2 separate regions of the Homo sapiens genome follow, and region 2 is linked to region 1. Evidence: chromatin contacts called from ENCODE Hi-C or POLR2A ChIA-PET data. All regions are on one chromosome and are shown on one strand. The core of a region is the stretch at or near the end of the contact, and the rest is flanking DNA. Distances in the headings are between cores, read along the strand shown.

Evidence for each region. Hi-C counts contacts between places; a loop is a spot of excess contacts on that map. ChIA-PET counts read pairs that join two places held with the same protein, here RNA polymerase II (POLR2A). Pooled maps may share reads with other maps.
Region 2: a loop to region 1 is called in a pooled map, with 2.2 times the contacts of the local background. The contact joins two enhancer-like sites. A Hi-C loop is called at or near these places in 1 of 168 maps with a recorded cell type or tissue (prostate gland) and 3 of 50 pooled maps. POLR2A ChIA-PET finds 5 or more read pairs at or near these places in 2 of 52 experiments (H1 and activated CD4-positive, alpha-beta T cell).

Annotation. Positions count from the first base shown.
Region 1 is chr4:77,431,802-77,436,787 of GRCh38, forward strand. No RefSeq gene overlaps it. Among named protein-coding and RNA genes, the nearest start is that of CXCL13, 170 kb to the right of the region's middle. Within about 2 kb of position 2,635, at least 3 of the 41 ENCODE cell types and tissues checked have a DNase peak (open chromatin) inside an H3K27ac peak, as active enhancers do.
Region 2 is chr4:77,584,345-77,589,346 of GRCh38, forward strand. LOC105377296 (a long non-coding RNA gene) reads right to left here. Exons shown (of 7, transcript XR_938912.3): 3 at 4,723-4,835; 4 at 3,357-4,177; 5 at 2,248-2,381. It also overlaps a transcript of CXCL13 not described here. Among named protein-coding and RNA genes, the nearest start is that of CXCL13, 19 kb to the right of the region's middle. Within about 2 kb of position 2,732, at least 3 of the 41 ENCODE cell types and tissues checked have a DNase peak (open chromatin) inside an H3K27ac peak, as active enhancers do.

The DNA.
Region 1 (4,986 bases), core at 1,385-3,884:
TTTCTGCAGCCAGAACTTTGAACAGTAAACCTGATTGTTCATTTTGCCTGGAAGGGGAAAGGGCCTGAGGTAAGAATCTGTAATAGTTCCTAAGCTGTGGCCAATGTTTTGGCTGAATGGTCAGGGGTGTAGAAGGAATACAAGTGTAGAAGGAATAAAATTAGAAAACTGGATACAATAAGGTATCAGGGAGAGGTATGTGGACTGGCCTGAAAGGTGGAAATGGCCTTTTGAAAACTAAATTACGGCGTCAGCTATTGGCAATACCTTGCAGGGCTCAAGCTAAGGCTTCTAGGATTCTATGTAGTCTTTAAATCACTGTCCAATATAACTGTTTCTCCCATAACCAGGTTTCAAGGGTGTAAGAATTAAGGGGTGAAAATACAAATAACTTTACTATTATCCCCTAGTGATCTACTAAATTGTTTTATTCCCAAGGAGTTTGGAACTAAGACCCCTAGACAGCAGAGCCTAAGGGAGGAATGACTCTACCAGGAGACAAAATAATGACTCTGTTAAAGTTGAGATGGCCGGCTGCCTCATACCTCTGATTCAAAAGTAAAGGAGTTGCTGTACTGGTTAGGGCGATTGTTCCTGACAACCAAGGGGAAACTGGACTGCTACACAAGGAGGTAAGGTCTAATATGCCTGGAATACCCAAGATCCCTTAGGGTGTCTCTTGGCACCACCATGTCTTGTGATCAGTCAAGTGAATACCATACCCACTCCATTCAGAAGGGATTGCTAATGGTCCACACCTTTCAGGAATGAAAGGTTGGGTTACCCAATACGGCAAAGAACCACAGCCTGCTGAAGTACTTACTGGAGGTAAAGGAAATATGGAAGGGGGGGTTGGCAGAAGGTGGTTATAAATACTAGCTCTGACCATCTGACTAGTTGTAGAAACAAAGACACTGACAGTTACAAATATTTGTTAGGAATGTTTGCATATAGAGTAACTATTTGTGTCTCATCTTCTTACAGTCTAATATAAATGTTAATACTAGTTGACCTAGTATTTGTTATGGTAGTATTCAAGCTATCACATATTAAAGAAGAGTAAACTGTACCCAAGTAAACTTGCGCCCTCTTTTGGGGAAAGGGTTACTGTGTTTTCAGTTGTACACGGGACAGCTGTATTATATTAGGCAGAATTGACTATCTATTTGGAGATTAACTGTGTCTTAATGTGAGGCCTAAGGGTGCCAAGTTGATAAGGGTAGACTGTAATGATTTTTTGATATGCCTACGTTGCCAGACCACTGTCCCCAGTTCTAAAAACACTAATGTAGGTGTTGCTTTAGAAGTGTCATGTAGGTATGATTAAACTTCACAATTAGTTGACTTGAAGTGTAAGGGATATTCTCCCAGAAAAGTTTATGGGCCTAATCCAATCATTTGAAAGGACTGAACAGAGCTGAGGCTTCCCTAATGAAGACATTCTGCTGTGGTCAGAAGTTTCAGCAGCCCCTGAGTTCCTGCCTGTTCCTCCTGAAAGCCTTCCCTATCTGTGGATAATGGGCTTGCCTTGCCAACTTCCACAATTGCATAAAACAAGTCCTTGCAATGAATCTCAACATGTATTAATATGTATCTCCTGGTTCTGTTTCTCTGGTTAAACCTTGCATGATACACCCTCTTAATATCTGATACCACTTCTAAGGTTCAAGAATGCCAAGAGCAGCAGTTCCAGCCTTGCAGAGGAAAATGAAAGTGACTTCTGTAAGTCTGAGCCTTTAGTGTCAGCTGTCCCATAATTTATCCACCTTTGCCCTCTTCTGGTGATACAAGGAAATTCACAGTGATGTCGGCTAAAGAAACGCCCCTCATGATTCTCAGGCAATTCTGCTGAGGTCTCATGGAAAAATAGGCATTATGCCAAGGGTACAACCAGATAAATCATAGTTTTCTATTTTTCCATTATTTGGAGTTGACTTCCTAGCTGAAAATAACTTTAGAATGTGAACATTCATGGCAGCCATCAGAATGTTTGTTGCTTTTTAAAAGTTTAGAAATAGAAAAGCAGTTTTTTGGTAGAAAGTCTTACATATTCCTCTTGAGATTCAAAGTCCTTTTCTCACTACCCACCTCTCCATCCCACTTGCTTGTTAAAAGATTACTTAAAAATACTTTAAGTAGAAGAACAAGCTTTCACAAAAGTGCTGATAACTTATGTTTTTATGCAATTTCCTATCTATACTTGATGTATCTTGGCAATTTATCAATAAAGATCCACTCATTCCTAATATGTGCACAGTATTCTATAGTATGAATGAACTGGAACTTAGTGTTTGCCTTACGGACAGACATTTAGGTTGTCCATCTCCTTGGCAATTAAAAATGATGCAGTGAAGAAACATAACATACCCTTGCTTCTCTGTGCTCCTATTTCTGTAGGGTAGATTCTTAGGCAAAACCCCTTTGATACTCATGCTGGGTAACACATCCAAGAACAGAGGTAACAAATCTAGCATAGGATTGTCCTTCCATATTGTTTGTTATTATCCCTATGTACCTTTCAATTCGTGCAGTCACTAAAGATGTGGCCATAGAAAATGCTACATGGATCTCCCTTCATAGAAAAACTTCTTATTCAGCTATTATGAGCGCAGATGGTGGAAAGCCTCCAGCTGTCCTTCCGGATCCACTTGGGCTTTCAAGCCAAGGTCATGGTCTTCGTGGGCAGCTTCCAGCCAACGACTGAGTCTGGTAGTTATAATTAGAGACTATTTCTGCCAAAATACATGACTCTGCTGATTTTTAACTGGTGGAGACTTTGTCAGATCGGCCTCAGAACTGAAGTCTCTATGCCTAGTCCTCCTCCCCACTTTAGATCTGCACAGCCACCTGAAGGCTTTCCTCACTATGATGGGTGGAATAATGCCCCCAAAATGTTCATTCCAATCCCATGAACTTGCGAGTATTCTATACATGGTAAAAGGAACTGTCATCTGTGATTAAGTTGAAGACTTTCAGATGAGATTATTCTGGATTATCTGGGTGGGTCTAATGGCATCACAGGGGTACTTGAAAAGGAGAGGAGATAGGATAATCAGTCAGAATGAGAGGAAGCAGAGGTTAGAATGATTCAAGGTCACAAACCAAGGGGTACAGGCAGCCCCTAGAAGCTGGAAAGTGAGTAGGTGGATTTTCCCCTAGAACTTTCAGGAGGAACGCAGGCTGCCGCCAAGACCTTGACTTTTTAAGCTCAGAGAAACCTGTTTATTTCGGACATCCAGAACCATAAGATGATAAACTAGTGTCTTAAGCCAGTAAGTGTGGTAACTTGCTATGGCAGCAAGAGGAAACTAATGCACTGGCTTGACCTTGTGTTCACCCTTCACTGTTCACAGGCAGTACCCCCAGGAAACCTCTCACTCCAAAACCTTTCTCCCAGCCTCTGCTTTTCAGAGAACCTGACAAATTGGAAAGGATTGAATGTTACCAACTTCTGACCAACACCTTGCTGCAGCAAAATTCATGAGAGCCTGCTGATCATTGTCATGACTCAAGTTTAAGAGCTGCATTAAAATGATGAAAGGAAAATCTTGGGAGAAGGATGTAGAACAATCACAAATGACAACCAGCTTCTCAGAAACATCTTGGTTCTCAGAATCAACTTATCTAGCGGCTTCTAAAGCAGGGAATTGAACCAGGATGACAGGATTCACTTGTCAGCAGCCTCTGTGGCTGGTGTTCAGAACCATGTGACCCCTCTATCATTGCTCACGATTGCAGTACCTTCATTTTGGGGTACTATTTCACTAAATTAGGAGGCACAGCTTGGGAATTCCATGTAACAGGAGACATAGATGACAAAACATTCTATAAAGAGGCCAAACATATGTATACTATGTACCATGTATATAAGCTCATTTACTCTTCACGAAAATCCAATGAAGTAGACGTCATCTCACCATATAGAAACAGGCTACCATCTCAATGCCATCACAGGTTGGAATAAACTGAGACTCAGATGGATGTCAAGTGCATGTAGGGGAGAGCAGTTAGTAGGATTAGCTCTACCTCTTACTGCTGCACTTGGTCCTGAGGCCATACATGGCTTTCTTCTTTCTCTACTGCCTACTCAGGATTATCCTCACCCTTGCCTTAGTACTTCTCCTGGGCTAGAGAGCTTGCCTGGTGTCCCAGACCTTTATCTATGGGAAGTCTGAGTCCTTGACTCCTAGGGAAGGCCATAGCCCATGTGGATATACATGAGCCTAGCCCTGGTCTGCAGAGGAGAGCCAACGCTGGCCCTGAAACAAGATCATATTGCAACAGATAGAACTTCTGAGTGGTACTGGTGCCCCATGCTCAGTGCATTCCTGCAGGCCTTGGTGACATAGGCCTTTACTGGGAAGTGCTAGCACTTACTAGGGAAGAGTAAGCCGCCTCTGTAAACTGAGGGTTCAGGGGGTCTGTAGAGCCAAGACTCTCAGGCATCCATCCAGATGTCCCCATCCCCCAGTTTTCCCCATCAAGGTCCTGACCTGAACATAACAGACACGAGCTGGCTGGGCACATTCATTTCCCACCGAAGCTCTGTTTTTCTCACTTCTTTGTTGAGCTGTGTTTACTCTTTTATTGTAGGAGATGAGGGCCTCTTGATAAGCTGCCAAAGAGGCCCTCTGGTTCTTACACTTAAGGATTTTTAATTTTTGCTTTACAAGTTTTTAGATTTATTTTTAATCGAAAATATGTTTATGGGTTGCAATGTGATGTTTTATACCTGTATACTTTGTACAATGGCTAAATCAATCTAAAATATCTATTATCTCTCTTTTTTGTGGTAAGGATATTTAAAATTAGCAATTTTGAAATATACAATATATTAACTATAGTTGCCATGCTATGCAATAGATCTCTTGAACTTACCCTTCCTGTCTAGCTGAAACTTCTTACCTTTGACTAGCATATATTTGGTAATCCCCACCTCAGCCCCTAGTAACCACTATTCTACTCTCTGCTTCTGAGTTCAACTCT
Region 2 (5,002 bases), core at 1,482-3,981, 150 kb after region 1:
GCCTTGTCTTCATTAGACAGTTGATGGGACTCATGTGGGTTGAGAACAGGGAAGAAGATCATTCAGGTAAAATATTTCATTGATGTTGTTCTAATATGCAAAAAATACAAAAAGTAACACTCTTTCCTCAGCTGCTACCAGAAATGAAAATAATCTCAACATTTGACAGAAAGTAAAATTAGATTGTTTCAAAGTCTTCTAAAAATCTGAGTTCTCCTTAGAAGAGACATTTTTAACAGTTTGGAGACACTGGATAGAAGCCATGGCTGAATTTGAGTTTCTAGGGCACAGGAAATGCTGAGGAGTGAGCTGAGTTGGGAGAAGGAGCATGATGATCAGCCCAGAAGATCCAGTGCCTTGACTGTTTGGGAAAGCTGGGGTCAGGAAGAAATTGCCTGGAAAAAAGCTGGAAAGTCCAGTCAAGGGCTTCTGCCCCTCAGGCGAGTGCTGGGAGAAAAGTTGGGAATGCCAATCTGCTTTTTCTCCTCTAGGTTTTTTTCACTAATGGCAAAAGGAAGGAGAAATACTAGGCATCACAATCCAAGAATATAAGATTCAATTACCCCAACCCTAAGGCCACTTTCATGACAAATATGACTTACACTTGTCTAGAGCCCAATATATGCTCTAAAGATTTTTTCTTCTTTAAAGACTTCAAATGAAGTGTGCTCATGGCTGGCTGAGCACATCATGTTGCCATGAGCTCATGACTACTTGCAAGCTTTCCTGAAGTAGAGCTCCAAATCACACACGTCTGGCCACCATCTTACAGCATGACTGCATCCTGGAATCCCATCAGGCCACTGGAAACAGGCTTTATCAAAGCTGTTTTCTGAAACCTGGCTTTAAAAATTGGGAGAAAGGCTTCTTTATTCAATAAAAATCTTGATCTTAGCATTCTGGTTATTTAAAACCTCTCTTCAGGTATGGATGCACAGGAGCAGGGGGACTTGGTTAATGTGAATCAGGAATTTTAATTTAATGAAAAATTATTGCAAACGATGTTTATTTAAATCATGATTAAATCTCAAGGTCTGCAGAGCAGGTTGCGGCTGATGTCATTGGCTGCCATTTACTGTCCAGAAAGCTGCACTACTGATTCCTAAACGTCCTCAGCCACATCGTGTGAGTCTTTCTCATAACATGCACAAAAACGAGAACTAGCAGTCTGGGTAACAAAGCCTTTGACCTGCTGATGGGTGAAAGCTGCCGTTAGCTCTGTGCTTGCTTCAGAGCTGCCACTCCTTTCCTTTCCTACACCAGTCTCAGAGAGACGCTGTGTCACCCAGTGGACACTAAAGTGATGGCTTTTTAAACCTAATCAATGACTAATGATAGGTCACCATAGTCTCTTGAAGAATATTTTCTTAGAACTAGACTTTTGTGGTAAAACACCTGGTTATCTATGCTTTGGGTACTTCAAAATATTTGAGAAGCTATAATAGGCCCCAAAGCAGCTGAGTGATCATCTTTCTGCTTCCATAGGGCACGCGGCAGGCCTCATCATGAGGGATGAAATCTACACTTGCTGGTTCTCCTGTGGACTTGGAATTTACCATCACAAAGATAATTCAGACCTAGCACTTCCCAGAGGTTGAGCCCCAGTACATTGATTGAGGAACTGTCAAAACAGGCTTGCAAAAATATAGTATATTTTGAGTGTTTACATTTAATAAATTAACACTTGTGAAACACTATAAACAATGCAACATAATTGTGTGATGACTTGTAAAAATTAATTCAGGCTGTGCAGTTTTATAATGGGGTAATTGTATAGTTGCATGAGAAAAAAGTCCTTTTCACATTTATCCTGAATCTCAGTGACCATATGCATAACCTCGTTTGAAGTTAAGGTGAAAGTCTAAATTTGACATATTTTGTGAATAAGAGGCCTGGACCAATGCCATCCTAGATAAGCTACTTGTTCTCCCTGTTCTCAAAGGGACACAATGAAATCACATGTAAAAAATATTTTTGAGTAACAAGATAATTGAATTTGGTGAGAGAGTGCTGTTCTTAAAATCGGTATGTTGGCAGGATGGTTCTTTCCATCTTTGCTGAAGTTTGCTATATCTCCGGTCCTAACGTTTTTGAGCAAAGTTTACTGCATATCTCTTGCCAGGTCAGCTGAATATGAACTTAAAGGGACCTAACAAAACAGGCAGTATGCATCGATGATTTAGAATTCCACTGTGCCCACGAGGACAAGTAAGAGCAAGCGCCTTGGGCAAAGGACATGGGTATTACCTCCATAACATGCTGTGCTAGGCTGCATATTCAGGACAGGATCTCTGACAGTGGAGAAATAACGACTTTCTGATGGACTGCTAGGGTGCCAGCATGGATTTTCCTGGCTTCAGTGGAATAACTCATTTTTCCATCTGTAAATAGAGTACTGAGACATTATCTTCATATATGCTTGATGTTAGTCAGGGGCACTTCGGGGTACAATTTTGAAGCTCTAGGGAAATTTTATAGCAAAGGTTAAAGTCCAGAGAGGAAAAGAGTCTAGATAGCAATTGAAAATTGGGCACAAATGAAGTATAGTTTGACCCCCACATCTCCTGCCTACAAACTGCAGACCCAGCTGCAGTAGGTGGTAGTGAAATAAGGGAAGTTCTAGGGGGGACTCCGTCCTCTTCAGCAAGTGACAGATGGTGTGAAACCACACGGTAGCTTGGCAGTATGGGGCGGCTGCTGCTTAGTCACTCCTAACTCAGGAACCTAGTATTGAAACTTGAACAGCCTTCCCTGTCTGGCTATAATGCAGCCCAGACATCCCTTGTCAACAAGTTAGTCAACAGTGCTCTGAACAATATCCGGTAAGTCTGATGTCTTACTTGCCGAACCAGTCAAAACAAGAAAAGTGGGCTCTGTTGGAACATTCCCTTTGGTTAACTGAAGATCTCTAGTTTCATTTCTCCCCACCACCATCCCCTTTGTTCATTCACTTGTGCATTCAGTCAGCAGAGGAGCCAGGGGGATATGACGAACTTTCACTGGTTATATACTATGTGCTGGTTACAGTTTAAGGAATACGAAGCTGTAAGGTTTGCTCTCTTTCTGCAGGAAGCTCACAGTCCAGCTAAGGAGACACGTGCAAAAATAAACAATGGTGATCCTTAGGGGTAGATACAATACTGGAGGTGGTACTTGGTACAATGGTGGCTCATAGGAGGGAGAGACAGAATTGCTTAATTGGATCCTTCACAAAAACTGATATTCATCATGATTCAACTTCCACTGTATGCCAGGTACAGTACCAAATATTTTACCTGTTTTATCTCATTTAATTCTCCATTGACTACCATTTCAAAGATTATTAAAACAAAGCTCCAGGAAAACAAGTAACATACCCAAGGCCATGAAACTAGTAAGAGGAAGAGCCAGGATTCAAGTCGAAGTCAGTCTGTCTTTTCAGTTCTCTGATGCTCCTCACCGAGTAATCCGTTGCAAGGATAACGAGCGTGAAACTGTCTGGTACGTTACCCTGCGAAGCAGGGTCATATAAGGGAATGGCGGCCATGGGGGCTGGCTTGAGCCAGAAACAACTCCTGCTCCTGGCTGCAGAGGGAACTGGATGGGGAGGCAGCCCTCACAAGTGACCAGCACTTGTCACTACCCTGTCCTTGCCTGCTTCTTTCAAGGGATGCAGGTTCCCACCTACTCAGCCTCATCCACACTCTTGAAGGGTGCTGATGTAGGGCACCAGTATCCATGGCCAAGGGGATTTTGATCTGGCTTCCTTTGCATATCTTGAATTTTTTTCTTTTCTGACCCTACAAAGGATTAAAAAAGGAAATGCCTCTTTCATTAAATATTATGACACCTACCTGAATTTTCCTGGAGGGCCATCCCCCCGTTCTCACCATTTAGTCTTCTTAGAAAAAGTTCTAGTGAACAATCAAATGTGATTGAGAATTTGGGTACATACTTTCTACCATTTCTTAACCCCATTACTGCCCCTGAGGCATAAGATAAACTATGACTAGAAAGAGTGGCCACGGTTGGGGTAGGCGGGGAAGTTGATTGGTCCTGACCCCCAGGGATTCAGGTGTGACACCTGTCCACCTTTGAGGATCACTATTCTGGCAGTTCAGTGTCATTGCTGCCTTCATATCTGTGTCAGCTTAGTTGTTCCTCTTTGTAGCACATCACTGACAATGCTTGGAGCCTGCTAAGAGAGCACAGCAGAAGAATTATTTTTAAATATGTAATTTTTTCTTATTTGTCCTTGGCATGTGTATTTGTCAACAGTGGAGCTTCTCTCCACAACTACCTACCTAGCTAATATTCTGTCTTTTGGATACTCAGTTCTCTCTAGCCTGAGACATGAATCTGGCTCTATCTTCATTCTCTTGATCCATCTCACAGATCCTCTTTCTCTGGTTCTTTTCCTGGATTAATTTCTTGGGCTCTGACCACTTCCAACCCTCCCTTCTCAAGCATAGATAAACGAGAACAAAGCTGAACTCTCCCATAGCAATCACTGCTCACTACTATTAAAACCACTACATGTAGTAATGGAGGTGAATCAAACTCAGGAAGACTAGGATAGAAAATTTCCTTTTATGACTACCAGAAATGAAAATTACCCCCATGGTTGAAGCAGTTTCCTCTTAGCCACTTCTATTTTCACTCTGTCTAGATTTCTATTTTAGGCCGATGTGGTTGGAAAGGCTTATAGAACATATACCTTTTGCAATTTATAGAAATGCTTACAAGAGCCTTCCTTTGATATTGGGCAGAGTTGAGGAAATTGTCCAGAGTTACAGTAGTCCACCCTTATCAACAGTTTCGCATTCCGCAGTTTGTTATCCACAGCCAATCACAGTCTGAAATTATTAAAAGGAAAATTACAGAAATAATTCATAAGTTTTAAATTGTGCACTGTTCTAAGTTGTGTGGTAAAATCTCATGCCATCCTGCTTCATCCCATCTGGGACACTAATCATCCCTTTGTCCAGCACATCCACACCATCTATGTATCCAGCCCTTTGTC